2 separate regions of the Homo sapiens genome follow, and region 2 is linked to region 1. Evidence: read pairs that join two places in POLR2A ChIA-PET (ENCODE). Cell type or tissue: A673. All regions are shown on one strand. Each heading gives the region's core, and the rest is flanking DNA. Links, peaks and the distances in the headings are about the cores only. Region 1 has its middle 140 kb from the start of NALF2. Region 2 has its middle 120 kb from the start of LINC00269.

Evidence for each region. ChIA-PET counts read pairs that join two places held together with the same protein. Peaks named below come from ENCODE experiments on the same cell type or tissue, not always from the same donor. Only the 100,000 strongest peaks of a DNase experiment are listed, where the experiment ranks them.
Region 2: POLR2A ChIA-PET joins it to region 1 with 7 read pairs; 2 of 35 experiments call an interaction of 5 or more read pairs at or near these places.

The regions. Positions count from the first base shown.
Region 1 is chrX:69,355,480-69,370,415 of GRCh38, forward strand. No RefSeq gene overlaps it. Among named protein-coding and RNA genes, the nearest start is that of NALF2, 140 kb to the right of the region's middle. In A673, for the core only: no CTCF peak of the experiment used is centred there; no DNase peak of the experiment used is centred there; H3K27ac peaks cover 521 bases.
Region 2 is chrX:69,287,298-69,302,233 of GRCh38, forward strand. No RefSeq gene overlaps it. Among named protein-coding and RNA genes, the nearest start is that of LINC00269, 120 kb to the left of the region's middle. RefSeq lists enhancers at 2,670-3,561, 6,170-6,670, 6,671-7,171. In A673, for the core only: no CTCF peak of the experiment used is centred there; a DNase peak (open chromatin) is centred at 6,864; H3K27ac peaks cover 4,725 bases.

The DNA of each region.
Region 1 (14,936 bases), core at 5,434-10,433:
TTCAAACTATACTACAAGGCTACAGTAACCAAAACAGCATGGTACTGGTACCAAAACAGAGATGTAGACCAATGGAACAGAACAGAGCCTTCAGAAATAACACCACACATCTACAACCATCTGATCTTTGACAAACCTGACAAAAACAAGAAATTGGGAAAGGATTCCCTATTTAATAAATGGTGCTGGGAAAACTGGCTAGCCATATGTACAAAGCTGAAACTGGATCCCTTCCTTACACCTTATACAAAAATTAATTCAAGATGGATTAAAGACTTACATGTTAGACCTAAAACCATAAAAACCCTAGAAGAAAACCTAGGCAATACCATTCAGGACATAGGCATGGGCAAGGACTTCATGTCTAAAACACCAAAAGCAATGGCAACAAAAGCCAAAATTGACAAATGGGATCTAATTAAACTAAAGAGCTTCTGCACAGCAAAAGAAACTACCATCAGAGTGAACAGGCACCCTACAGAGTGGGAGAAAATTTTTACAATCTACCCATCTGACAAAGGGCTAATATCCAGAATCTACAATGAACTCAAACAAATTTACAAGAAAAAAGTCAAACAACCCCATCAAAAAGTGGCCGAAGGATATGAACAGGCATAAAAGAAGACATTTATGCATCCAACAGACATATGAAAAAATGCTCATCATCACTGGCCATCAGAGAAATGCAAATCAAAACCACAATGAGATACCATCTCACACCAGTTAGAATGGCAATCCTTAAATAGTCAGGAAACAACAGGTGCTGGAGAGGATGTGGAGAAATAGGAACGCTCTTACACTGTTGGTGGGACTGTAAACTCATTCAACCATTGTGGAAGTCAGTGTGGCAATTCCTCAAGGATCTAGAACTAGAAATACCATTTGACCCAGCCATCCCATTACTGGGTATGTACCCAAAGGATTATAAATCATGCTGCTATAAAGACACATGCACACGTATGTTTATTGCGGCACTATTCACAATAGCAAAAACTTGGAACCAACCCAATTGTCCATCAATGATAGACTGGATTAAGAAAATGTGACACATATACACCATGGAATACTATGCAGCCTTAAAAAAGGATGAGTTCATGTCCTTTGTAGGGACATGGAAGTAGCTGGAAACCATCTTTCTTAGCAAACTATCCCAAGGACAAAAAACCAAACACCACATGTTCTCACTCATAAGTGGGAATTGAGCAATGAGAACACTTGGACACAGGAAGGAGAACATCACACACCGGGGCCTGTCGTGGGGTGGGGGAAGGGGGGAGGGATAGCATTAGGAGATATACCTAATGTAAATGACGAGTTAGTGGGTGCAGCATACCAACATGGCACATGTATAGATATGTAACAAACCTGCACGTTGTGCACATGTACCCTAGAACTTAAAGTATAATAATAATAAAAAAGAATATATATACAAAAAAAAGAGAAATCAGTAATTTAACTCAGAGAACCAGGGAGCTTTTCATAGCTGTTTTCTCAGGATCTATGCTGTCCTACAAGGAAGCCCCTTCTATGCATGAGGAGAGGGGAGGGGTCATTGCAGTGGGGAGAAGAGTGTGGTGATGAGTAGCATGCATCAAATGCCTATTTTGTCCCTGGTGTTACACTAGGCTTTTTTTTTTTTTTTTCGTTATAGCCACATTAACCCGGTCTGATATACTTAGGTGTCTCAATGGTCTCATTCCACTTGACACTTTGAATAAATATTCTTTTCCCCATTTTACAGGTAAGGAAGCTGAATCTCAGAGAAGTGAGTTGCCTAAAATCACATAGCCAGTAAACAGTGGTGCAAGGATTCAGTTCCAGGTATGTTAATGAATAGAGTCAAGAGTCTTTCTCTGACATTCAGGACTCTAGCCAGCTCCCCAGGGACTCCAATTGAAGACTGAGTCTCAGTCAGGGGCTCATGGTCCCAAATATCCTTTAGAAGCAGCAAGTCTGGAACAGGCCACGGCAGGCCCAGCAGCTGCAGGGGTGTCACACACTGCTGTACTGCCTGGCCCAGAGCCTCATTTTTCTGTGTCCCAGGCCTGAAAAGCTGGGCCTGTTTTCAGGGTTGGACTAACTTTTTCCCCACAGAGTATGGATAGTCCACAGTGGAGCCAAATGGAGGCTGCTCCCACCCCTTGAAAGAGAGGAGAAAGGGGGAAGGGGTGCAGAACAGCCTTCCAGAAGGGATAGCTTTGCCGAGTTTCAGCCTAATATCCTGGAGCTATTCCTAGGTAGATTGTGGTCAGTGGAATTATGCTTTTATCAGGCTGCTGGGAGTTTCAATAAAATCTTTATGGCCGGGAAAGTTCTCTTTATGGAAATCAGATTATTGAAGTGCCTGCCGGAGGAAGGGCATCACCAGCCTGCCTTTCTCCCCACTGCCTCCTTCCTCCTCTTCAGGATGGCTTCCCCACTCAGTTTCCTCCCTCCCCTCCCCATGGGCCCCCAGCTCCCAGGACAATTTCAGCTCCACAGGTTGAAACACAGAGAGTGCCTTGGCAAGTAAATGAGCACTAAGGGAACTTATTGAGGGTGTTGGTGGGACTGCAAAATTAATGTTGCAAAATAGCTCTTGCCCTGTCCCCCCTTCATCTTTCCCATTGAGAAGCCCTGGTTTTGCCATTTCTGGGTCAAGTTATCTCCACTCCTGGCTCACTATGTTGGCAATTCCTAGATTCTAATCCTTGGGACACAACTGAGCCCTCCTCTACCCCCACCATCTCCTGCCCTGTCCATCTGTCTACAGAACCTTCTGGAACCTTCCTGCCTGGCATCTCATGGGGCTGGGGTTGAGGCCTGGTCCTGAGGCAAGGTTGCTACAGCTCTATGGGGACTAGCTTGGGAGTGTCCTGCCCTGTAGCTCTTTCTTGGGGGTGGAGGAGCAACTATGGTTGAGGCCCCCCACACTCTATCCCATAAACTGTCTGCTGGGGGAAGTCTTGCCTCAGGAGGTTTTCCTTGTGGCTTTCTGGGAGGTTTTAATTTAGCAAAAAAAGGAAAGTGGTTTGGACCAAATGGTCTCTTTCAGGACTAGAGTCTTTAAAAAGCCCCCCTGAAATCTGGTGCTTTTGCCTACCCATGTTCTCCCACTGCCTATCTTCCAACATCCTGTCCCCAGTGTCTTCTACTAGGTGACTAGTTAGAAAAACATCATGTCCTCTGAGGAACAGTTGAAAGAACTGGAGGAGAGAAGACTGAGGAGGCCTGAGTCTATGTCTTCAGCCCTTTGAAAGACTGTCATGAGGCAGAGGAAGTGGACCCTGCATGGTCCCAGGAGTACAGTTAAACGAGGCCCCAGCTGGTATGTTCACTCTGTTATCACACAAAGCATTGTTCCCATTTTATAGATGAGGAAACTGAGGTCCAAGGCCACATAACTAGGAAATGGTGGGGCTGCCTTTCAAAGCCAGGTCACTTGACATCAAATCTAGCACTCTCCATATCCCGCTGCTCTGAGCACTGGACAAAGGCAACCAGTAGGCAGTGTTGGGTTCAGCATAGGCAACCCTTTTTAGCTATCCCTCAAAGCAGCCCCTACCCCACCCATGCAAGGTAGAGGCTGAGCTGTGCATACCCCCAGGCTGTTCCCAACCACTGCCTATAACCCACTCTGTCTAACCCTGTCTCTTCTCCACCCCTCACCCTGCCTTAGACCTTTGGCCTGTATCCCAATTCTGCATCTACCTCTGACATTCCTATTTGCCTGGAAGTAACACTCATTCTCCCAAATTGACATGCCCCAGAATTTCCTTACTCCCAGGCTGGCTTTGGACCTTTCAGAACTCAACTTAGCCCAGCTAGTTTGCCCTGTGCTCCCATCCTGTCCACTCCTGCCCTCCCGACTTAGACAATAAGGAAGAACTTCCTGACAGTCAGAGCTGTCCAAGGATGGCTGGGCAGAGCTGGCTGCCCGGGACCAGGCATTAGGTAGGGGGCTGTCCAAGCTGGGAATCCTTCCAGTGGTTTCCATTGATTTACATATTCATCTTTCCTGCGTGAGCCCTTCTATTATAATTCATCGGTTTTGCAAGCACCCTCTTGTTTCCCATTCTTTCTTGCTGTCTCCTTCTGCATCCTTGTCTTCATCTGACTTTCTCCTCTTTCTGTTTATTTTTCACTTTGATTCTCTCTTTATCTTTCTCTGTGTATTTTTACCTCCTCACATTTATCTCCCTTTTGCCTCCTCTGTTTCTGTCTTTTTCTTCCTTCCCTCGATCCTGAGTCTCTTTCTCTGTGTCCTCCCTGCCCCTTCTTTGTCTCTCTAGCTCAGTCCTCCATCTGTTTCACTTTTACTCTGGGTCCCACTGTATTCTTCTTTCTCTCTCTCCTATTTTCCCACCTTTCTCCCTTTCTGTCTCTGCCTCGCCTGCCCCAGCCCCTCCCTCAGAGCCTCTCCTGACCGAGGGTCTGCTCTACTTGGCGAAGCCTGCTTTCCTCAGCTCTCTACAAAGGAGCCACCTGTGTCTTTTGTGTCTCTCCAATCTCAGGCTGTAACTTCTGTGGCAGCTCATACTGGGAAGCTGGATTTGAACAAGATCCTCTTGGCCCCTGGGAAGCTGGAGGAAACCCTGGGTCCTGCAATTTCTTTCCCCAAAAGAGGAAGTTACATTCTCAGCCTCCTTTAGGCCTCAGCTGGAGCTCCTGGTCTGCTCAGAACCATGGGACTCAGGAATAAGCGGGCCCTCAATGACACTTAGGAAGTCTGGTCTTTTGAGCTCAGCTCCACCATGGCCACCCTTTCTCCATATCTGGAGGTCACTCCCCTCCTCTGGCACCCACTTCAGGTCTGGCCCCACCCTTGTTCCAGAATTGCTGATGCTTACTCTCAAAGGAACAGGAAGAAGCCCAGTATTGCTGAAGTCTAGACTGTGGGGTGACAATTTGGCCCCAGGTGGCCTAGAGCAAGAGCATAGCATGGGAAGAGTAGAGGACTCAGGTTGAGAGTGGGTGGGAGAAATCAAGGGATGAAACTGGAGAGGTAGGCTGGGGCTAGGCCAAAGAGGAGGGTTGGATTTTATCTTGAGACTACTGGGGAGATATTGAAGGTTACTAAGCAGGGAAGAGAGAGGGCCCTATCTGGCCTCTGGATGGGTCCTGGATTGCAGAGGGGCAAGAGAAGAAGCAGGGAGAATGGTGAGAAGGCTGTAGATGAAGTCTAGTTGAGAAATAATGGAGCTTTGGACCAGGGTGGTGGCAGTGGAGATGGAGAGGAGTGGACTTTTCATGGCATATTTAGGATGTGGGATATAGAGTTTGGTGGTTAATTAGCTGTATGTATGGTAGGAAGGGAGGTGTCAAGGCAGATTCTGGCTTGTACAGTTGGGTGGCCGGTACTACCTGCTATTGGCATGGAAAACATAAGAGGAGGAACAGTTTGGAGACAAGATGAGTTCCGGGTTGGCCATGTGGAATCCAAAGTGCTCATGGGTCATCCTGATTGAGATAGCAGTCAGGCAGTGGCAGGTCCTAGAGCTCAGAAGGCAGGTCTGGAGTGGAACTAGAGATGTGGGAGATGGCCAGGGAAGCTGTGGGAAGGGGTGAGCCAGCCCAGAGCAAGAGCATGGCATGGGAAGAGGAGAGGGCTTAGGTTAGGGTCTGGGGAGATTTTCAGGAATCTGCAGAGCAAAAGAAAGTCTGTTAAGGAGACTGAGCAGGATGGCTCAGAGAGATTGGATGCCTGGAGAGCACAGGGGCAGAAAAAAACAAGGAAATGATTAGTGCCAAAAGGAAGGGGTCATCAACTGTGTGAAATGTTATGAAGTCAAATATCATGAGGAAGGAAAAGTGTCCAGCAGATTTCATGATGAGAAGTGGTGACTTTCATAAGAACATTTTTCAGCAGTGATGGGCATGGTAGCTGGACTGCAGTAGTTGAAAAAGTGGGGACAGCCAAGAGTGTTTGCCCTAATCCTGCCACATTCCACTCTATTTAATCATGTTCCTCTGCTCAGGAATGGAGAGGAGCCACCAAGCTTCCATTGCTTTCCACTACCCTGAGGTCTGAAGTCTGATTTTCCCTCTCCCCACCCATGACTCTCCTGTGCACGCACACACACACACACACACACACACACGACAGACACATGCTTCTTCACTTCTTTTTGCTTCAGCAGGCTGAATTCTAGGGTTCCCCCACCCTTTCCCACTGCAGACTCAGAAATAAATTGTTCACTGCCCCAATGGTGAAATCTTATCTGGTCTGGTAAAAAAAACGTGTGTCTGGAGCAGCTGAGCTCCACGTTTCAGCCAAGTGGGTGAGCTGGCCGCTGGCTGGCTGGCTAGTGTGCAGCCTGGGGTGGGGGCAGGGGTGGGAGATGGGAGGAGGAAGGGGAGCAGAGACTGGGATGGGTGTGAGGAGCAGGGGAAGGGGAGGGGAAAGAAGAAAGAAGATTGGGAAGTGGGAAGCGGGGCAAGGAGAGCTGTGAATGCTGAGAGGCTGGAAATGTTGAAAATGGAACTGCTTCCTGCAGTCAAAACTTGTGTCTAAATCTTGCCTTCACTACTTGCTACCTCTGTGGCAAGTAACTTTCCTCTCTGAGGCTCAGTTTGCTCATCTATAAGATGGATTTCATAATAGGTATCTTATTGTACTCTTCATCAGGCAGAATATTTTCTTCTTACTCTTACGGTCATTGTCCTTGTCATTATTATTATCAGGACAGTGCTGGTGTTGGGAGAAAGCCAGGCAGCTTTCTGGGGACCTTGCCTGAGCTACAGAAGCAACCACCCTGGGTCCCTGGGCCCCAGAGTCCTATACTTTCTACCTGGCTTTCTTTTCAGGGAGTGCTCGGGTTGTCTGAAGCTGGTAGTGGCAGCCAGCAAAGATGTCCGGGGCAAGCTTTAAAGAATGGCCATCTGGCCCCAGGCTTAGCAGTTCCTGCAGCCCTTTTAGCTTTTGCTCAGAGACAGTCTGCAGAAGGGAAGGCAGCCCAGCCTCAGGGGCTGGAACTCCACCTGCTTAGACACACCTATCTTAGCTGTACACCAAAGCCAATCCATTTTCAGGCCTGACTTTTGTGAGCCACGACCGCAGCTTTCCACAGACACCTCCGGCCAGCTGCTCACCACATGCTGCCTGGGTTTGGAGATGGGAGAGCTTCTGATGCCACAGGAGGACAAGGAGGCCAGAGGAGCACACAAGGCATGCCATCCACCCACCCCCAGGATCCTGATGTAGAGGCTGGTGTTGCTCTCAGGCTTAGTGCTGGCGAGCTCTACCTTCTCCTGTCCCTGGATCTGCGGAGTCCTGAGGAAACTCCAAGCCATGTCTGCCCCTTTGTGCCTACTGCTGCTTCTGCTCTAACCCCTGCTCTCCTGCCCTGTCAGGACGTTTCAACAAAAGGAGATCTACTGCTGAGGGGATTACGACTGATGGAAAAGAATCCATCACAGCACTAGGGCAGCAGGAAGTGGAGAAATGAGACACACTTTTCAGTTTGGGAGGGGGATGCCACCTCTTTCTGATTGGCAAGGCAGGAAGCTGGGGCCCAGACCATGCAGAAAGCCAAGCCAAAAGGGTGCTGGTGCTCCTCCGGGGCTGTAGGCCAGGAGCAGCAGTGGCAGACCATCTGGATGCAATCAAGCCTGCAATGACCTCATGGGGAGAAGGGGGGAGCCCCCAGAACTGAGAGCTTTGGGCCTCGCTCTCACTGATGAGGGAGGGAGAGGAGCTGTGTGGGGATGAGACACGGAGCATTTAGTGAAGTGAGAAGTATGAAAATGGATGAGTCAGGACAGAGGGGAGAAGCAAGCTGCCATCCTCGACTCACTTGGACTCAAAACTTTGAGAGAACCAGCCTGAGGAGAGCCAAAGCAGAAGCTGAAGAAGAGCTCCCATTCCCCAAGTCCATGGGCTCCAAGTGCAGCCTTGCTTGGAAAGGCAGGGACAGCAGCATGTGGCAAGGTAGGTTTCAGATGGGTTCCAGTCCCTGCATAGACTTAGAAGTTGGTAGGCAAGGTAGCTGGCAAGGACTTTCCAGTGTGAGAGGACTGGGTCCTTTCGGATGATCCCTTGGAGAGGTCTGTAGGGCAGAACAGGAGAAGTGGAGTCCACAGTGCAGTACAGGGGAACTGGCAATGGCCTGAAGCCCAGGTCCCAAGCAGAGCTAGTGGAGGAGCTGGAGCTTCACAGCTTGGAGCAGAGAAGGGAGGGGAACAGGATCGTTGTCCTCAAAGTTCAGAAAGGCTGTCATGAGCAGAGGGAGCAGACAGTTTCTGTGGGGCCCCAGGGGGCAGAGATGCCTGGGCAAAAGCCACAGGGAAACAGAGTTCTTCAGCTTAATCCAAAAAATAATTGTCTTAAGAACTGTCCAAGCATGAAATTGGAGAGGAAGGAGATAGTGAGTGCCCCATTACTGGAGATGTGTGAACAAGGGCTGGACAGCCACATTGTGGATATTCAAAGAGTAGAGGCGGATGGTCTCTTGGCATCCTCTGGCGACCCTGTCATGAGACTGCCTGGCTCCATGAATGAGGTTACTCACCTGTGTGAGATGCAACCCAAGGAAAGAGCACTCACTCCTTGGAGCTCTCCAAGGGATGGTGACTTGAGTCTGTACCTCCCAAGACACCTAGCTCGATGTGATAACATCATGTGAGCATTTGCTTATGTGGCTGTGCTGTTCTTTCATCATTGGATCCACAGGCCTTGGGCCTCTTACAATATCAGCAACATCAGCATCTCAACACACTGAGTAGAGTGGACATGTTTGATGATACATTTTTTTTCATACCGCATGGCTCCTAATAGCTTCCTATGGGGCTCAATCCAGAAAGCAGCGATTGGTTTCAACTTCATGGGCAATTGAAGGGATTCTCCGGGGTGATTTTGACTACCTGCAATTGAGTCTTATAGACTGACTTAAGATGCTAAGCTCATGTAAGGCGTGGCTTCACAAGATGCTTTATAACACTGCTAGGCACAAAGCAGTGTGCTGGGGAAGGTATGGTGTGAGGGCCCAGACACAAAGGATCTCTTCCTGGAGGCCTGATGCCTCCATCCTTCCCTTAACAAAGGACAATTACCTCCCCTCTTCCCCTGCTCCTCCGTTGGAGATCCTGTTGCTGCTATCTTCTAAAGAGATCCAGACTCAGACCATTTTTTTCCATCTCACCAGTTTCATTTTGGTCCAAGCCACCATCATCTCATTGGAGCAATCCCAAGAGCTTCCTCACTGCTTTCTCTGCATTCACTCCTGCCTTCCATGCTGTTTGTTCACCCCAAAGTGGCTAGATCATTTCTGTTAAGATGTGAGTCAGATCCTGTCACTCATCTGCTCAAAACCCTCCAGTGGCTCCATTCTTCTCAGAGCAAAAGCCAAATGACTTACAAGGCCCTACAAGACCTGGCCCTCATGCCGCTTCTCAGACTCATTTCCCTCCACTCCACCCATCACTAGCCATTCCTCAAACCCACCTCGATACCTTTGTACCGCTCTTCCTGCTACTGGAGACACTCTTTCTATAAAACTTGATATAACTCATACCTTCACTTCCTTCAGTCTCTAATCCAATGCCACTTCATTGGAAAGGCCTTCTCCCTGACCACATTATATAAAATAGTGACTCCACCAGCCTATCCTACCCAGCACTATCTACTCTCCTCACCTGGATTTCCTTTCTCCATCACTTCTCACCATTTGACGTATTATATATTTATGTATGTATTTTACCTTTATTTGCCTATTAGAATATAAGACAGGGTTTTCTGTTCTCTGCTGTATCCCCAGCATCTAGTGCCTGGAGTGTAGTATGTGCTCAATAAATATGGAATGAATAGACAATTTAGAACATACCCCTATGGGCCCTCACAACCAGGGCAGAGAGCCAATTGCCTCTGTCCTAACACTCCATGCTTCCTGTTCTTTAATGTCACTCATTCTGACCTCCTGGACACTGGGCTCAGCCTGACTCCACTCATGAAGGCTTCCTTCCTGCCTTAGCTGACACTTTAGCCTTGCCCTTCTGTTTTTCTAATGCCTGTTTCCCACCTGCCTGATCCTTTCTGCTAGCCACAGCTAATCCTCTGGCCTGGCATCCTTACATGTGAGATGCAGGACTGTGGCCAGGCACTTCCTGGCTCATCAGACTCCCAGGCCTGGAATGTGTCAGGCAGGCCTACGCTGCACACTGCCACCACCTATGCCACTCCAACCAAAAGTACATGCTAACTTGCTCATAAGCACCCCAAGATGTTGAGAGAGGAGGGTTGGGGGAGAATTATTTGGAATTTATGCTATCTGAGCCTCTTCAGAGAGAGGCAAGCCTAGGACACAGTACTCTGGAAGGAAGTAGTTCCTGCCTCAATGGACAGGTTCCATGTTTTGCTGAGTTGGAGGTGACCCTGTAGAGAAAGATCAGGGCAAAGACCTGGCTCTAGAGGTGCAGAGAAAGCCTTGAAGGAAGCAAACAACACAGCTTGTCAGTGAGCAGCCCAGTGTTGGGAGAGGGCCAGGTGGCTAAACACTGGGGCTCGGGAGCTCTGTTCCTGGGGTAGTGACTGGGCCAGATGCACCTGAGAGTAACTTGGTACAAAATTCAGGGGCCTAGACAGAGGTCACAGACTCTCTTGAGTAACCAGGATCACTAGCTCACACTGAGGGCAGAGAGGAGAACTGAGCAGATGTGTAACAAGAAGCAGAGAGAGCACCAACCACTGTACTAGACACTTTGGATGCATTTTTTCACAACAGCCTTATGAAATATGCATGATTATTCCCATTTTACAAATGAGCAAAGTGAAACTCAGATTTGAAATGACATGTCCAGTGTTACAGCTACAAAATGGCAGAGCCAGAAAAGAACTTCTGACTCTGATTAGGTCTTTCTACCAAATTTGCATTGAGTGTATCCTGTGCAGTCTGCACTTTGCACCTATTGTCCAATTCGCACATTTGGACAGTCCCCCAGGGTAGGTGGTGTTGTTCCTGTTTCATAACTTAGGAATCAGGCTCAGGACTGGTTAAGGGACTGCCCCAGCTAGTGAGAAGTGAGGCTTAGTTTTAAACCAACTTCTTTTTTTTTTTTTTTAGACAGTCTCACTCTGTCACCCAGTGGCACGATCTCAGCTCACTACAACCTCTGCCTCCCAGGTTCAAGCGATTCTCCTGCCTAAGCCTCCTGAGTAGCTGTGATTACAGGTGCGTGCCACCACACTTGGCTGATTTTTTGTATTTTTAGTAGAGACAGGGTTTCACCGTGTTAGCCAGGATGGTCTCGATCTCCTGACCTCGTGATCCGCCTGCCTCGGCCTCCCAAAGTGCTGGGATTACAGGCGTGAGCCACCATGCCCGACTTAAACCAACTTCTATTACATTCCAAGGTCCATAACCTTTTTACTATACTCCCCAGTAAACATTTTGTTGAAAGAAAAAAAAAAAACAATGAATGAATGAACAAAGACAGCCAATTCTTGGGGATTTTGGAAAGAACACTTGCCTGAGAACAGGTTGGTCTCAAGTGGGGGCTAGAAGTGAAGGGGGTCTCAAGAGCCATCTAGATTGGAAGGGAGGGAGGATTTTAGATGTGTCCAGAGGGATTGAATGAGACTGGACAGTTTTCCCCAGGCCCTGTGGCACTGTCCTGGGTAGTGAGGCCAAGGTAAAGGTTGGGAGCAGGCCGGCTTCAGAGATGTGGAATCTGGGCATTCACACAGGGTCTGGTGCTCCGAAAGGTCCCACACTTGGCTTAATGCTCTGGAGTTGCTGTCTTGAAATTCTTAATGATTTTTGAACAGGAGCCTTGCATTTTTTTTTTTTTTCAGGCAGAGTTTCACTCTTGTTGCCCAAGCTGCAGTGCAATGACGCGATCTTGGCTCACTGCAACCTCCGCCTCCTGGGTTCAAGCGATTCTCTGGCCTCAGCCTCCCGAGTAGCTGGGGTTACAGGTGCGCCACATGCCCAGCTAATTTTTTGTATTTTTAGTAGAAATCGGGTTTCACCATGTTAGGCAGGTTGGTCTTGAATCCTGACCTCAGGTGATCTGCCCGCCTCGGCCTCCCAAAGTGCCAGGTTTACAGGTGTGAGCCACCACCCCGGGCTGTGAGCCTTGCATTTTAACTTTGCACTAGCCCCTGCAAATTACATAGCCAGTTTTACTGGGAATTCCAAGTCTTGGAGGAACAATGTCCTTCCTCCACGCCTCCTTGTGTCTGCTCTTTCCTCACAAATTTCACCCTGTACGTGATTCCTGAGTATATTCCCTAAAGCACAGCCTTGCATTGTCATTGCTCTGCTTAAGAACCTCCCATGTCTCCCTATTGCTCATTGCTTCACTCCAAACAGCTCAGCTTGTACAGCCCTCAAAGCCCCCCCTTCTGTCTGTTTTCTCAGGACCCTTTCACATAGACCTTCTCCTACTGCCCCCAACATGCCCACAGGCCTGGGTCTTCCCCGTGGGCCCTGGTGTACTGTAAACCTTCAATGCCTGATGGCTGGAGGAAGGTGCCCAGGCATTTATATGAGGAATTCTTCCTTTCTACCAGCACATCAGGTCAAAAAGGGCAGGGGTTTTTTTGTTTGCTTGGCGTGTGTGTGTGTGTGTGTGTCTGTGTGTGTGTGTCCTTTTCACTGATGGGTCCACAGCACCCAGGACAGGACCCAGCACATAGTAGATAGTAAATAAGTAACCACTGAATGAATGAATAAATGAGTGAATTCAAGCTTCTCTGTAATCTGGCTTCAACACACTCCAAGCCTGACCCCTATGTGCTTCAGCCCAATGGAACAAGTCCTTGTTCCCCATGTACATCCTTTAATGTTCCCACAACCTAGATGCCCCTACTTCCAACAATCACATCTTCATATCTGAGCCATTTTCAAGACTCCACCCAAATGCCATTTATTCCATGAACACTTCCCTAAACACTACAGCTAGCCATGACCTCTTCTTCTGGGTTCTCTGTAGTGATTGATACCTCTCTTAAAGCCTCTCTCCATTTTTTGGATGTAGCAGAAGGAGTCAAATAGACTTGGGCTCAAATCTTTTATCTGCTACTTACTAGCTGCATGATCTTTGACCTGTCACTCACCTCCCAAGCCTCAGTTTCTTCAACTGTAAATTAGACTTACAATAGCACTTACCTCATTGAGTGTATGTGAATTAAATGAAACAACTTACAACGATGAAATGAAAACAGCTTAGTGCTAAGTGCATATAATGATAATATTATTATCATCAACAACAACAATAATAATAGCAAAATGCTATTTATGTATCTGCACAATAATAGTACCTTCCTATGGGGAAGGTGCTATTGTTATTAATTCTCTCATTTTGCAGGTGGAGAAACAGACCCAGAGGTTTTGTAACCTGTTCAAGGTCACACTACTAGCAAACGGTGAAGCTAGGATTGACAAACCAGGCCGTCTGCTCTGCCCAGTTTCAGAGTTCCAGGCCTCTGTCTGCCTCCAGGACCCAGGAGAGCAGGTCTTGCTTCCTCAGGGAAGCACCCCAGGCAGCAGCTATGGCAGCTTCATAGCTCAGCCCAGCCCAGCCTGACCAAGAGGGACTGCATTTGTTCCAAATTACAGATGGTTTGTTTGAAACACAAATCATTTGTAATCAGAGGGGCAAGGTAGAAATAGATGCTTCTCTTTCTCTAAATGAAGCCCTCAGTCAGGCTTGCCCAAAGGGTATTCTTTTTCTTTTACTTGGCCCTGAGGAGGGCATGGTTATAGTGTGCTCTCAATGAGGTCTAAATAAAAGCAAACAAGGGCTAATTCAAAACTGGCTGTCTTGCCACCCACACCCCCCAGTTCCTGCCTCTCTGCCTTCTGTTCTGCCATTCCGGCCTTGGATTGGTGATGGCGCAGTGATTCCCCAGGGGGAATCTTAAGGGGTGCCGTGAAAATCTCCTCTAATTCTCTAAACAAAATGAATTTGAACCTGATTTTAACTGAAAAACTAATGGAAACCATGTATCAGCCTTGACTGAGAAGGTCTTGGGGAGGGGTGCTCAGAAAGTCCTCAGAGAACCAGGAATCCTGGGACTGTGCACACAGGTGGCATGGAGAATTAGGGCAAATTTCTGGATTATGAACTCCCAAACTACCTTGGCCTCAGCTGGGCTGGAGACCGTAGTCACCAAGTCCCCCTCTACAGGGATTACTTCCCCAACTTCTGTCTCTGCCTCTGCCCCCAACACCAGATCTTGAGGTCACTCTCACGGATGTCATCAGGGGGAGAGCCTTCTTTCTGTGAGTGAGTAGAAGGTAAGGGAGACCCAGAATCCAGTTGCATTTAGCTCAGCACTGTCCCCCCAACCCCCCACCTCAGAATTCCCATCTCTGTATTGTTCCAGTTTGGGGTTGCCTACAGGAGAAATTCACACAAGATCTGGAAGGCGGAAACACAGCAGCAGCCATTGCTCTGCTGGTTGACTTAGAGCAAGCTTCTCCAACCCGTGGCCTGTGGGCCACATGCAGCCCAGGACAGCTTTGAATGTGGCCCAACACAAATTTGTAAACTTTCTTAAAACATTATGAGATTCTTTTGAGATTTTTTTTTTTTTTAGCTCATTAGCTATCATTAGTGTTAGTGTATTTTATGTGTGGCCCAAGACAATTCTTCTTCCAATGTGGTCCAGGGAAGCCAAAAGATTGGGCACCCCTGAAGAGGTACTGTGGAAGCTCGCCGGCTGGCTTCTCTGTCTGTCATGGGGCAGTGGTCAGTCCTATGTCTTTCTAGCTCTCCCACATCTTCTTAGGCTTCTGCAAGTCCCTGGCCCCGAGCATGTGCAGCTCGGTGGTAGAGGATGCCAGCTTCTGCAGGTCCCCCACACAATCCAGGCTGGAGGCGTTGAGAGACAGGTGTGGGTTCCTGTTTGTCCTCATTCTCTCCCATTTCCTGTCCAGCTTTTCCTTCTGACTGCTAGCTTTGCTCTCCTTTAGCCACTTCAGTCCCACCACTAGATGTAGAGGCCACACCCTTCC
Region 2 (14,936 bases), core at 4,620-9,619, 69 kb before region 1:
TGGCTCAGCTCCCCCAGAGAGGAGGGGAGGGAGGGGAGGAAGCACAGGGAGGTGAAGGGCACCTCAAGGAGGCAGCCTGTCTCAGGCAGGAGATACCTTGCCCAGTGCTGAGAAAGCCATGAAGGAGAACGAAGCCCTGAAAGGTGTGGGGTGGAGGAGGCAGGGTCACCCAGCTAGGGAAATGAACCAGAAAGAAGGCAAAGAGTGTCTTTGGTTTGAGTCAGTTAGGTGCTTGAGTCTGTCAGTTATTTTTTCTCTGCCTCAATTTCCTCATCTGCAAAATGGGGGTAATAGTATTCACATCACTGAGCTGTTGTGAGGATTACATGAGTTAACATTTGTAAAAAGCACTTAGAACATTCCCTGGTACCTAGTCCGTAATTTTGTTTTATTTCTATTTTTAACCCCCAGGAAATCCCGTCCCAGAGCATACAGTCTGAGGAATCCTGGAATGCTCTAAGACCCTTATACTTAAAGACTTAAAAGAATTGATCAGGGCCGGGCACGGTGGCTCACGCCTGTAATGCCAGCACTTTGGGAGGCCGAGGCAGTTGGATTGCTTGGGGCCAGAGTTGGAGACCAGCCTGGGCAACATGGTGAAACCCTATCTCTACAAAAAATACAAAAAAATTAGCCGAGTGTGGTGGTGCATGCCTGTGGTCCCAGCTGCTCAGGAGGCTGAGGTGGGAGGATCACCTGGGCCCAGGAGGTGGAGGCTGCAGTGAGCTGTGATCACCCACTGCACTCCCGTCTGGGACAGGAGTGAGACCCTGTCAAAAAAAAAAAAAAAAAAGAGAGAAAGAAAAGAAAGAAAGAACAGCTGAGCGTGGTGGCTCATGCCTGTAATCCCAGCACTTTGGGAGGCCGAGGCGGGCGGATCACAAGGTCAGGAAATCAAGACCATCCTGGCTAACATGGTGAAACCCCGTTTCTACTAAAAATAGAAAAAATTAGCCGGGCATGGTGGCGGGCACCTGTGGTCCCAGCTACTCGGGAGGCTGAGTCAGGAGAATGGCATGAACCCGGGAGGCGGAGCTTGCAGTGAGCCGAGATAGCGCCACTGCACTCTAGCCTGGGCAACAGAGCAGACTCTGTCTCAAAAAAAAAAAAAAAGAAAGAAAAAAAGAAAAGAAAAGAAAGAAAGAGAGAGAGAAAGAAAAGAAAAGAAAGAATTGATCAGGTTCAAATTTCACTCCTCAGCTCCCTGCTACCCATTATGAATACAAATAGGTCAATCTAAGCTCACAGACTGAAAAAGACTTACCTAAGATCACACAGCAAATTGTGGCTCAGTTGAGGTTTCTTCACTGCCAGGCCTGAACCTCACTGTTTGTCCTTCCCTAGACTGGTGTCCTTTGGTATCTCTGCTTGCCAGCTCTGACCCTAAATCTTAGATGGGATCTCAGCAAGTGTCCCAGTGGCTGGACCACAGCTCTGAGACTGGGAGGCTCTCTTTCGGTTTGTTGAAGGTCCTGTCTGGCAGTTAGTTCATCTCTTCACTCCTGTGTCCCTTGGAACCAGTTTTTCCAGCTGAAAGGAACCTTGGAGGTCAGCTGGTCCCCAAGCTTCCCCTTTCATCTGCCATCTGCCATCACTAGAGACCTCCATCACCATCTTTTTCCATCTCTGTACCCTCTGACCCCCTCCTTCAAACTCCCTGCCCCTGACTCTGCCCCGTCCTGCAGGTCTTTAACTCCAAATAACCTAGACCCTCCCTGGCCTCTTGTCGTATTTCCCTGGGGGCCAGCTGTGTCTGGTTGAAGAGCTTGCTCAGCCTGGTGATTAACATCAAACAGGACAACCAGGGAAACAGAGTCATCAGTCCTATTCAGCTCAGCAGCCAGCTGGCCCTCCTGCCTTGCCACCACCCCACCAGGCTGGCCGCTATGCCAGGTTTTGCCTTTTCTCAGTTTCTGCTTGGAGCGGCCAAGCGTAACAAGCCCAACTGCCCTGCCCAGGAGAGGGTAGTGTCCAGAGACTCAGGCAGGACTCCAGGCCTACGGAGAAGGTGACCATGGGCCACCACCAGCAGGGCTGAGGAGGTGGAGGAGCTCTCTCATCCTTCCAGCACTGCCCCCTCCCTCCCTGCAGCCCAGCTTGGGCTGGGCTATTCCCTAGCGCCTGGGCTAGACCTGTTTCCAATGATTCACGTCTATGCATTCCCACCTCGCCCCTGGGAGCCAGCTCTGCACTCTTAATAGATCTTACGGTTAAGAAGTTTTTTCCTGCTACTCAGCGTTAGTGCTTAAAGTGCAGTTACACTCTGAAAATTGACCATAAAATGACACCATGGGGTCCACATTTATCCTCCAGTCACAATTCCAGACCAGCTTGGTTCAGTTTTCAGGTTGAAAAATGGCTTTTGGGGGCTTCAAACTCCACCCAAGTCCTAAATCTGCCTCAGTGCTTCCCCCTCAGTGGCGCCTCCCTCCCCCAGGCTGGGGGAGAGGCAGGCCCTTGGACTGCTGAGGTGGCGAGCCAGGCCCAGCTCAGCTTGGACCATTTCCTGCCACAGTTGGGTGGAGGTGGGGGCAGCTGTGGGAGTGTGAGGGACTTGGCCTGGACATAGGCAGAGATGGGCCCAGCCTACCCAAGCTCTGGGGCCTTGAATGAGCCCCCATGCTGTGAGGGACACTGGAATGAGTCCCCCTTCCATCCCTGCTCTCCTGGCAGGGCGAGGGCCAAGGCTGAGAGAGGGAGCTTCCTCAGCCCAGAATCTCTGCAGAGCCTCTGGGAGGCAGGGTGGGAAAGGGAGGGATACTGGAGGTCTTCAGATGCCCCCCCTGCCCATTATTATGCCTTGAGGCAGGGGCAACCCTCTGTTCAATCGCTCTTGTTTGCTCAGCAAATGTGGCAATTCTCTTATCTTGGGTGTGCTACTCCTCAACTGTTTGGCCAGTCAGTTTAGGGCTAAGGGCTGGATTCACACTTGCTCTGGCCTTGAGATCACCCCTGGTGCAAGTCAGAATAAGGAGGCACCTGGCAGTATAAATGTGGGGGCCACGGGCTTTAGGTCTGAGCGCTGTGAGCTGCTGGCTCCTCAGGTTATCGGCTGCCGCTGCCGCCAAGTGCCTACACTAAAGCACAGGCAGGTTACCTGTAGGAGGACCCTCCTTAGTGTTTTTCCCTCCTGTTTACTCGAACAAGGCCTGGTTATCTGGTTCCCAAGTCTACAGCAAATTAGAAGCAGTAAATCAGAAGGAGGGCAGAGGGGCTGCTGGAAGCAGGCACACTAAAAGTGTCAAGAAGTGAGAGCTGATGGCCTGACAGCAGGGGAGTAGGCAGCAAACTAGTAAAACACAAAACAACCCCAACCAGGTACAAGAGCTCAAAGAAGACAAACAAGCTGGGGCCATTTAGCCTAGCGGGGACACCCTGGGGGAGAGCGCCACAGCACAGTGCTGATAATGGTGGGCTATTAATGAGGAGGACCCCAAATCTTTAGAAAGAAGAGTCCAGGAAGATGAGGAAGATATTTCCTAAACACGTATGTCAAAAATGAGTGATCTTGGGCCGGGTGTGGTGGCTCATGCCTGTAATCCCAGAACTTTGGGAGACCGAGGCAGGCAGATCGCCTGAGGTTGGGAGTTCAAGACCAGCCTGACCAACATGGAGAAACCCCATCTCTACTAAAGATCCAGAATTTTCCAGGCAAGGTGGCACATGCCTGTAATCCCAGCTACTCAGGAGGCTGAGGCAGAAGAATCACTTGAACCCGGGAGGCAGAGGTTGCGTTGAGCTGAGATTGCACCATTGAACTCCAGCCTAGGCAACAAGAGCGAAACTCCGTCTCAAAGAAGAAAAAAGAGTGATTTTTTTCGGGGGGAGGGTTTTTTGAGGTGGGCACTCACTGGAATAAAATCTCAGCTTTCAGGCAAATTCTAAAGTCCAGAGTGCCTCATTCCTCAAACCCTCCCCACCCTACAGAGCTGAAGTCAGCTGGGTGACCCATTCCAAGAGCCAGTGCACAGAGAGGCATGCCTGCCTGCTTTGGAGCCAGTCCTGAGTTCAGCCCCAGCTCCACCGCTTGCTGTCCATGGGACTCTTGACAAGTCACGTTACCTCAGCTATTTCCTCTGTAAAATGTTGGCAAGAATACCTGCTTTGCATGGCTGGGAGGATTCAGTCAGTAAAATTAAAGCCCACATGTCCAGCCCCCAGTGCATAGTAGGGACTCACCTGGTGTTTTGTTTTTCTCCTTCGAGGAGGTCTCCTTCCAGAGGTCAGAAAATTGTGGCCCAGCCTGTCTTTCCCAGCCCTCCCTTGTGATAGGATCTCAGCGGGCAGCAGCACTGGGGCTTCTGCTCTTAGCCTTTTTGGCAGGGACAATGGAGCTCGGAGGTGATACTGGCTTTGGGTGGGGCTATCTGCTGGCATGTGCCAGAAGATGGGGGAGAAGGAGGAGGAATCAGGGCTGTGGGAGCCAGGGGTTAAGGCTGTGGGGAAGAGGTCAAGAAGCCCCTTTTGCTTCTTCCTCTTCCTCTGGTCTCCACAGCCTTCCCTTGCAAGAGCATCTCCTCTAGCCTTCATGATGCCAGTCAAGAGCACCTGGAACTCGGGCTGGGCATGGTAGCCCATGCCTGTAATCCTAGCAGTTTGGGAGGCCAAGGCGGGTGGATCACTTGAGGCCAGGAGTTTGAGACCAACCTGGCCAAGATGGTGAAACCCCGTCTCTACTAAAAATACAAAAATTAGCCGTGTGTGGTGGTGTGCACCTGTAGTCCCAGCTACTGGGGTGGCTGAGGCAAGAGAATCGCTTGAACCAGGGAGGCAGAGTTGCAGCGAGCCACTGCACTCCAGCCTGGGTGACGGAGCGGGATGCCGTCTCAAAAAAAAAAAAAAAAAAAGCACCTGGAACTCAAGCCAGGAATAGTGAAGAGGGGCCCACCTCCTGGGGGACAGGTGCCAACAAATGTCATGGGAAAAGTACCTGTGGCACAAGCTAAGCTGGCCAGTGGCAGCATGGACCAGGCATAACCAGTGTCTGAAGACAGGCGGGTACACCTGGCACCTGCTGGCTGGGACACCAGTATTCCAGAGACATGTGGAACACAGTCCCTCTGCTCAGAGGCAAGCTTCAAACTTTCCCTCATTGTCTTTGGTGAACACCCTCCCCGCCGTGCCATGTAGGTGGGGCCGCAAAAGACAGGAAGGCTCCTGCTTGGGGAGAATGAGGGAGTAGGAGACACCTGGATCTATCTCATTCAAGAGAGAAAAGTGACATTTGAAGGACAGTGAAAAGAGCACTAGATTAAGCCAGTCTCATCCCATACCCAGACTGGTGCCATCTTTTGAGTTTCAGTTTCCCCAAAGAGCTTGGGCTTTGGGGACAGACAGACCTACTTCCTCGATGACTCTGGGCAGGTCATTTCTCCTTCATAAGCCTCAGTTTCCTCTTCTACTTCATGGGATTGCTGAAGAGAACCTGTGATTAAAAGGACTGGCCTGGCACAGTGGCTCATGCCTGTAATCCCAGCACTTTGGGAGGCCGAGGGAGGTGGATCACAACGTCAAGAGATCAAGACCATCCTGGCCAACACGGTGAAACCCCGTCTTTACTAAAAATACAGAAAAATTACCTGGGCGTGGTGGCACGTGCCTGTAGTCCCAGCTACTCAGGAGGCTGAGGCAGGAGGATTGCTTGAACCCGGGAGGCGGAGATTGCAGTGAGCTGAGATCGCACTACTGCACTCCAGCCTGGTGACAGAATGAGATTCCATCTCAAAAAAAGAACAAACAACAACAACAAAAGGACTAAGCCTGGTGTCTGGGGAGTACATACTAAATGGTGTATGTCTACACACTCCACTCCTCCGAGCACTTTTCATGAATTGACTCCTTTACTCCTCACAGCAATGCTGTGGACTAGGAATTGCTATAATGCTCATTTTAAGGACGGGGACACTGAGGTTCTGAGGGTGTAAGTGACTTTCCCTATGTTGCATAGCTAAGAAGCCACAGAAGCAGGATTCAAACCCAGGCATCATGACTCTAAAGCTTTTACCAATTATGCCATAATGAGGATTTTTTAAGCAAATGGATGCAAAAGTGCTTTGTCAACTGTAGGCTGCTAAACTCATGTGAGGGGAGGGTTGTGTTATTTAAAAATCATATCGGCCAGGTGCAGTGGTTCACGCCTGTAATCCCAGCCCTTTGGGAGGTCAAGGCTGGTAGATCACTTGAGGTCAGGAGTCTGAGAGCAGCCTGGGCAGCATGGTGAAACCCAGACTCTACTAAAAATACAAACAAGAAAAAAATTAGCCCGGCATGGTGGCGGGTGCCTGTAGTTCCAGCTACTTGGGAAACTGAGGTGAGAGGATCACTTGAACCCAGGAGGTGGAGGTTGCAGTTAGTCAAGATCACTCCACTGCACTCCAGCCTGGGCAACAGAGTGAGACTCCGTCTCAGTGAAAAAATTAATTAATTAATTAAAATAAAAATCATATTATCAGCTAGTCCCTGGAGACACGGTGGGCACGAGACTGTAGAATGAAAGGTCCCCCAGCCCTGCAGGTCTGGGTGGTCCCTACCAGGCCTCTTGTTTCCCTGGCTTCCAACAACCCATGTTCCTCTTGGCCTTGGCCTTCATGTGTGGAGCTTCTCTGCTGGCACCTGTCCCCTGGGACCTAAGCCTGTGGAGGGTGGCTCAGCACCCTGCTGCTGCCAGGAAAGGGACATCAAAGTGGCAGCATGAGGGTGAGATGGCTGCCTGCTTTGTTTTTAGAGGCTGTGGGTTTCATGGCACACACACAAGCATGCAAGGAAGGGGAGACAGACTGGCTGGCAGGCAGGCAGGTCAAGGAGCTGGTGGGCTAGGGAGTGGCTGGGAGGAGCAGTGTGGAAGGATGAGGGTGACAGCAAAATGTGGCAAAGGCCCAGAGGGAGGGAGGGAAGAGGTGGTATTGGTGTGGGTGGCTGGGAGGGTGTGTTCATTATGTCACTGCTGCTGGGCTTCTGGAGGGAAGCCCTGGGGAATGCTGCACGCCTAGCAGCAGGCTGCTAGAGGGTTGTGGGCTGCCATCGGTTGGTATTTCCTTCCTTCCTTCCTTCCTTCCTTCCTTCCTTCCTTCCTTCCTTCCTTCCTTCCTTCATGCATGTATGCATTCATTTCTACATTCATCCGACAACTACTCATTGAACCATCAAGTATGGAATCGTGGGTTTAGCAAAAGAGCTCTGGAGTCAGACTGCCTGTGTTGAATTCTGGCTGTACTTTTTATTGGCTGTGTGACCTGGAGCGAGCTACTCACCCACTGTGCCTCAGTGTCTGAATCTGTAAAGTGGGTATAATAATAGTACTTACCTCAGAGGATGGTTGTGAGGATTCGATGGGTTATTCCATGTAAAATTCTTAGGACAACGCCTGGCACATAGTAAGTGCTCAATAAACATTTGTTAAGTATGTTCCTGCTTGCATGCATGCATACACACATACACACACACACACACACACACACACACACACACACACACACACAAACAAACACATATGCACAGCCTTCCAGACCTTGTGTCAGGCACTAGGAGCACTAGGATAACAAGACAGACACAGTCCCTGCTCTCATGGAGCTGACTTTTAATCTTGAACTGATGCTATAGTGAAGCCCTTCCTGTCATTTCTAGAATCCTCCTAAGCAGACAGAAGTGGAACAATGTTTAAACTGGCACTGCTGGGCCCAGAATGCAGCCTCTGTCCCTCTCTGCTATGCATTCCTCAGTGGGTACAGGCCAGGCCTGACAGTTCTGCACTTTGGAGACCTTTCTCCACAGTCCTGAAAGGAACTAGCCCATGAGCTCAGGCAAATGGTGTGACCAGAGTGGACCTCATCATTAGCTGACTTCTAGGATATTTCCTAGATGGAAGAAATTAGTTACCCAAGAAAGTGGACCAGGAAAGAAAATCAAAATCTCTCTCTCTCTCTCTCTCTCTCTCTCTCTCTCTCTGTCTCTGTCTCTCACTTGATGTTCTTGGGCTTTCTGGATTAGCCCACACTGGTAGGCATGTCACTAGTGTGCCTACACACACCTCTGCATAGATATATGTAAGAACATGTGTGGGCACAGATGGACCCAGAGTGCCTGAGGAAAAATGTCCATGTAAAATGAAAGAACGGAGCAGGTAGAGGGTTGAGCTGAAGCCTGGACACCAGACCAGTGTGATGGGATTCAGTAGGTATGGCCTCTAGGGCCCAGAGGAACCTTGCTACCCCACCCATAGTGGCCACTCTGCCCCAGCTGAGGCATGGCCTCAGAACATCAAAGTGTGTCCCAGAGAGCAAGAGTACCCAGGAAGGGAAGGGTAAAAAAGAGGCATTAGGACAGAAAAGATTCTGTGCCGAACAAATATGGGAAAAGCCCAGTTAAACCAATGTAAATAGTTTTTTGGTTTCTGGTTTTCTACTGCAGGACTTCTCAGAGCCTTCAGTAAGCTATTGTACAAGCAAATTACTGAGGATGTGTGTGTTTCTGTGTGTCACAGTCTATTGTGTCTCCCAGATGAATTTAACCACAAAAGTATTTCTTTGCAGAATGGCTCCAGGCAAGTGTTCACTCTGGAGAATATAGCTTTGAGTTTTCTCCAAGCCCTGACCTCAGCCTTCTTCCATTGCCCTCACATACTAGAATCTTCTTGCCCAATTTCTGAAGTCCCAATGTAGAGGGTTGTTGGGGGTCACAGAACTTGCTGCCTGGCCTGTCACCTGCTTCTGCAGCCTGTTCTCTGTTCCCTCAGCCTCCATGCCCTCCCCACGCTTGTGGAATTCATCAGCGAAGTGTCAGAGGCTGGCCAACCAATTCCCCTTCAGAGCTTCCCACTGAGGCCAGCCCTGGAGGCAGAGTCTCCCTTCAGATCCCCTCAATGCCATCCACCTGATCCTGAGGTGGGTCAGCTAAGGTGGCGGCAGAGGGGCCCACCCCAGTGCCTGTGGGCCTGTGCTGTTCCACATGAAGGGGTTCCTGTTCATTACCACCCTAACTCATTAGAGCAGCACCAGGCCCAGGAGGATGAAGAAAGAGAGCTGTGCAAATTAATGAGCGACCAAATTAAACATGTTCCCTCAGCCAGCAAGAGGTTCCAGTTGATCAGCTGAGGACTAGGGATTTGAAAGTGGGAAGTCCCTGCCCCATGGGCCAGAGACCCTGAGGCAGCCATCTCTCACTGTTCCTTAAGGCAGCCCATCAGGAGCAGGGTTGCCAAATTTAGCAAACCAAAATACAGGGCACCCAATTACAATCTGAATTTCAATACTTGTACTGTTAGTACAAGTATATCCCATGCAATATTTGGGACATACTTATACGAAAAAATTATTCATTGCTTATCTCACATTCAAATTTAACTGAGGCCAGGCGCGGTGGCTCACGCCTGTAATCCTAGCACTTTGGGAGGCCGAGGCGGGCAGATCACCTGAGGTCGGGAGTTCTAGACCAGCCTGACCAACACAGAGAAACTCCATCTCTACTAAAAATACAAAATCAGCTGGGCGTGGTGGCGCATGCCTGTAATCCCAGCTGCTCGGGAGGCTGAGGCAGGAAAATCACTTGAACCCGGGAGGCAGAGGTTGTGTTGAGCCAAGATCGCACTATTGTACTCCAACCTGGGCAAGAAGAGTGAAACTCCGTCTCAAAAAAATAAAAAAAAAAAAATTAAAAATTAACTGAATGTCCTGTACTTTATCTGGCCATCTTGGTCTGGAGGGTCCCAAAGCTCCAGGAGCTGTGGCACAGATCCAGTCTGGGACAGGGACAAGCATCTTAAGCGCGAAGACTAAGAGAACTAGCCCGCCGCCCCAACCCCACCATGTAAGGGGCTAATTCTCCTTTATCTCTGAGGACCTGATTTCCTTGTACCCTTGAGGGCCTTGAGGAAACAATGAGATGCTAGTGAAAGGGCTCTGCCTGGATTGGGAGGCAGGAGCCCTGAGGGCAAGTCCCACCACTGCTCTGGTCTCACTGGGTGATCCTGGGACAGTCACTTCTGCTGCAGAGCAAGATATAAAGGCCCTGCCAGTGCTGATTCTACCAGTCTCTGTCAGAAATGCCTCTGAGTGGCTGGAGAGACTATGGCCACCATGGCCCCCCTCCCCCCGTAGGCTCTGTGGCACTAATGCTGGGAATACGGAGGTGCATGGCATCCACTCCAGGGGATGGTATGTGTGTCTGCTGCTCACCTTTCTCTACAGAGGAGGCTTAATCATATTATCCTCATGCATGGGAGCAGGGTGGACCCATTTTATAGATGGGGAGAACAAAGCCCGAAGAGATTTCTAGCTGAGTCAAAACAGGAACTTCGGCTTCCTTCAGGAGCCCCATCTTTTCTCCTTCCTCACTCTGGGTGGATCCAGATGGGGGCAGTCAGCCCTACCCCACGTGGGCACCTGTGTTGTTAGTGATGTCACCAGAAAGGCAGCTTGGATCGCTCCAGCTGCTCCCCTGCCCACCCTGCTCCCCACGCTTCAGTGGGCAGAGAGCTTAGGGTTAGCCATATTGTAAGGCCAGATGTGGATTTGGGTTCTAATTCTCTTCTCTTTTTTCCCCCTGAGGTCTAAATCCTTTAAGTCTTTCTTTTTGCTTCCTGAGGAAGGGAAACACATGGGCTTGAGTGGATGGGGCTTCTCTGCTTCCAGCTGCCATAGTCAAGCTCCCCAGACCCAGACCCAGCCCCAGATATGTCTCCAGCCTGATCTGGCCAATGAGGCTCTACAGCAGTGCCACCCAGGCCTCCAGTGCCGGGCACATTTGGGGGCTATTCCTGGACTGTAATAAGGCACTACTAGGCTGAGCGCGGTGGCTCACACCAGTAATCCCAGCACTTTGGGAGGCTGAGGTGGGCAGATCACGAGGTCACGAGTTCGAGACCAGCCTGTCCAATATGGTGAAACCCTGTCTCTACTAAAAAATACAAAAATTTGCCGTGCGTGATGGCGGGCACCTGTAGTCCCAGCTACTCGGGAGGCTGAGACAGGAGAATCATTTGAACCCGGGAGGCGGAGGTTGCAGTGAGCCAGGATCTCGCCACTGCACTCCAGCCTGGGTGACAAAGTGAGACTCCATCTCAAAATAATAATAATAATAATAATAATAATAATAATAGTAATAATAACAATAATAATAATAAGGTGCTCCTGCCAGAGAAAGCAGACTTGCAACCTTCTCTCTGAGGGGCAGGACACTCTCTGTTGCTCCTGGAACACCCTCCTTCCCCATCCTCCAGCACCAAATAGAGCACCCACACCATCACATTTTTGCTGGTGACTGACTCATTCACTGAACATAATTCAGAAACGCAAATAATAATCATGGCTTGTATCTGCATGTTAGGGCTGAATGGGACCTGATAGATTATTTAGTCCAGTCCCCTTTCTATGACAAATGGAGAAACTAAGGCCCAGGGGGAGGAAGGGACTTGAAAACATGTGTTCAACATCTGCCAAGCACCATGTAAATTTGACGAGTAAAGGCCCAGTGAGCTCCACTTTATAGATGAAGAAACTGAGGGCTACAGAGGATAACTGACTTATTCAAGGCCACACAGCCAGGAAGGGACTGAACCAAGATTTGAGCCCTAGTCTCTGACTCAAAAGCCCATGCTCCTACCACCACCAGGATGCTGCCTCTGCATGCTGGGCAGGACTCCAAATGAATGATGCCGTGCTCTGGCCTGCAAGACTGGGTACGCCTGACAGCCAGTTGGTGGCCACAGAGGAAGCTTTCCTTACTTCCGTGCCCACACTTGCCCTTTCACACTGCACTCTTCTCTCAGTCCTCACCCTCACAAAATTCTCTGCCCCAGCTCTACCACCCCCAGGCCAGGAAGCCCCTCCTGAAGTCTGACCCCATTCCTTAGTACTGTGGCCTGCTGTCCTTGCCGTCTGGAGGGGATCAGACGATCCCTACAATTTGTAAAGCACTATCCCTTAGGTGGGATCATTTAGGTCCCACTCTGGGTGTTTGGCACTATCTCTATTTTATACCTGAAGAAACTGAGGCTCAGCGAGGTTACTCACGTGCAGCCTTGAACCTGCCATCTCATTGATTCCATTCGCAGAGCTCCCTTTTCATCTCATCTCAAACACCTCAACTCTAGTCTCCATTAGAATTCCAAGCATGAAAATAACAGATGGCATTTGTCCAAAAGCCCCTCCCTGTCCCCAGTCGCCTACTCTGTGCTCTTCAGCCTTCCCTGGGGATCTGTCCTCACTGCCATAGCCCTATCCTGTCTCTTGGTTGGGAGGCGAAGGGGATGAGTCAGTTCTAGCTCTAGCATCGGGCCAGTGCCCCATTGATTGAGGCCTGTGCCATAGGTGCCCCTGCCTAGCATCCCCTCCTCCCATGACCCTGGGGTGATGGCTGTCAGCCCAGGCCTTGGCCAATCCTCCTATCTAATCTAGTCCCCTCTCAGCTTCCAAATGTCCTCATCCAGACTAGCAGGAGAGTTCAAGTGGAAGTTTCCACCCCTCAGATCCCCACCCCTTACTCCCATTATTAGTGAGACGCAGAGAAGTGAAGGGAAGACAGAGATACAGTTAGGAAGGGGGGAAAGGCAGGGGAAAAGGGGAGAGACAAAGCCCAAAAGAGAGGAGAAGGAGGAAGAACAGGAAGAGGAAAGAAAGCCAGAGACACAAGGACAGTGACAGAGAAGGAAAGGAAGGACATCACTCCATTGTTCCCCAAAGACAATCAATTCAGTTGCTGACAGGCAGCTAAGGTTCCTTCAGGAGAGGGGCTCTTTATTGCATCATCAACACCTAACAGAGTGCCTGGCATATAGTAGGCGCTCAACACATGCTCGCTCATTTGAAGGAATGAATGAAAGCCCATCTGTCCTCACCGGCTGTCCCACTAATCCCAACCTCACTTCCTCTGAGCTCCAATTCCATTTTGAGGAGTTGTAGTGCTCTTCATCTGGTGCCTGGCATGGCCTGCCAGAGACTGTCAGTTCTCTTTCCATGTGCTTATGTCATAGATTCCTAGACTGTCAGAGCTGGCAGAGCCCTCAGACAACCTCAGCCCACTCCTCATGGTACAAATGGGGGGCACTGAGGCCCAGAGCTGGGAAGGCACTTGTGCTGTGTCACTCAGCAGAGCTGGAAGTAGAAGGCTGTATGCATTCTGGCTGCCCTGGGGTTCAGTGCATTGCATCCTGCAGCTCTGGACCTCCCCAGTGAGCCCATCTGCAGCCATGCTGTGGGTGAGGTCAGAAATCTTTGTTCTGCAGAAGAGATGACAACTCCCTGTCCTCACAGCCTGGTGGACAGCCCTGGCCAGGTGGGGGCCCTGCTTCCAGGGGAGGACTACAGGCAGGATGGTACCGAGGCTCTCCTCCCCAGTGAGTTGAAGGTGGGGGTCCAGGAATGAAGGGAGCACCCACCAGGACCAGGACCCTGACACAGTCTCCCCACCCATCCATCCTACCTTTCTCTCCTGACTGCCATGGGGGTCTCATTCACTCTAGAGTCGAAGCCCTGAACTTGGGCTCTGATAGACCTGGGTCTTCTACTTCCTAGCTGCAAATCCCTTCACCTCTCCGAGCCTTGATTTCCTTGTCAGCAAAATGGGCTAACTACCATTCCAACTTCATATGATTTGTGTGAGACTTAAAGGAGGTAGTGTACATCCTAAGAATTGCATAGCACCTGTCTGGCACACAGTGAATGCTCAATAAATGTGAGTAATTATGGGGCCCTCTTTCACCATCCTGCTGACCTTACCTCCTCTCATTCTACTGGCTTCTTGCATGGTCTTGAAGTGCCCCACTACCAGCATCCACTGAAAAGGTAGTTTCTGGCCCCAGGGCCCCCAGATCTCCTTGAGCATTCAGTGTGACCTTGGGCAGCCCACTTCACCTCATTTCCCTCATCCTTCAAACGCCTTCGTGGTGCTTCCATATACATCAAGGGACCCTCGGCTTCTTCTAGGTTTAATATTGCATTTCTAGAAACCATCTTTCTGTGTTGAGCCGGGTCGGTCTAGAATCTAGCCTAAATCCTCATGCTTGGATGTGCATGTGTGTGTGTGTGTATGTGTGTGCATGTGTTCATGTGCACTCCTGGGGGGAGGGCTGGGAAGTCCCAAACTTCCCCCTTTTCTCAGGCCAGTTTCTCTTCCACAGGGCAAGAAGCTTGTGGCTAGCCAGGATCCAATCTCCCTGCTGCAGACTGGCTGCCACCTGCCTGCCAAAGGGACGGTGGATCTTGTTCTCTGCACCCAACCAGTCCCACCTGTGGTCCTCCACCAAGCCCACCTGTGGTCCTCTGCGAGCAGCATCATCCACTTGGCTACATCCTCCCAGCCTCAGGACTTGCCTTTCCACCAGCCCCCGCCAGGGCTTTCTCCTGATTCCTCTCCCTCTGCTTCTCAGTCGGGGGGCCCTCCCTGGTCCCCCAGTACCCCACCCCACCACACATACACACACACACACACACACACACACACACACACACACACTCCCTACAGCCAGCTCTCCATCTCCTGTCCCTCTCCTTTCCTCCTTTTCCAAGACAAATCCAAACGTCTTGGTTCCTGTGCCTGACTTGCTGTGTGATCCTGAACAGCACACTTCCTCTCCCTCTCTGCCTCCCTTGAACCATTTGTGAAATGAGGGGAATCACACCTCCTACCTGTCAGCATTGCTGCAGCCTCTACCACAGGCCACAACAGGGAGGAGAAATGGACTAGACGGGTGGTTGCTGGGGCAGGTCGTGCCACTGTGGCTGGTCCTATTGGCACAGTAGCATGAAGTTGCAGAGTCCTGGCAGGGACTTAGACGCAACAGAGGTGACCTACCCTCGGACATCAGAGTGCCCTCCACAGGGTCCCCACTCCTTCCCAGAAGGACTATGGGCTCCCTCTGCCCTTCTGAACTGTCCACACAGATAATACAAGGACATCCTGATGTGGGTCCTCGGTCCCTGGTCTGCTCCCCAACTGTAAATTTG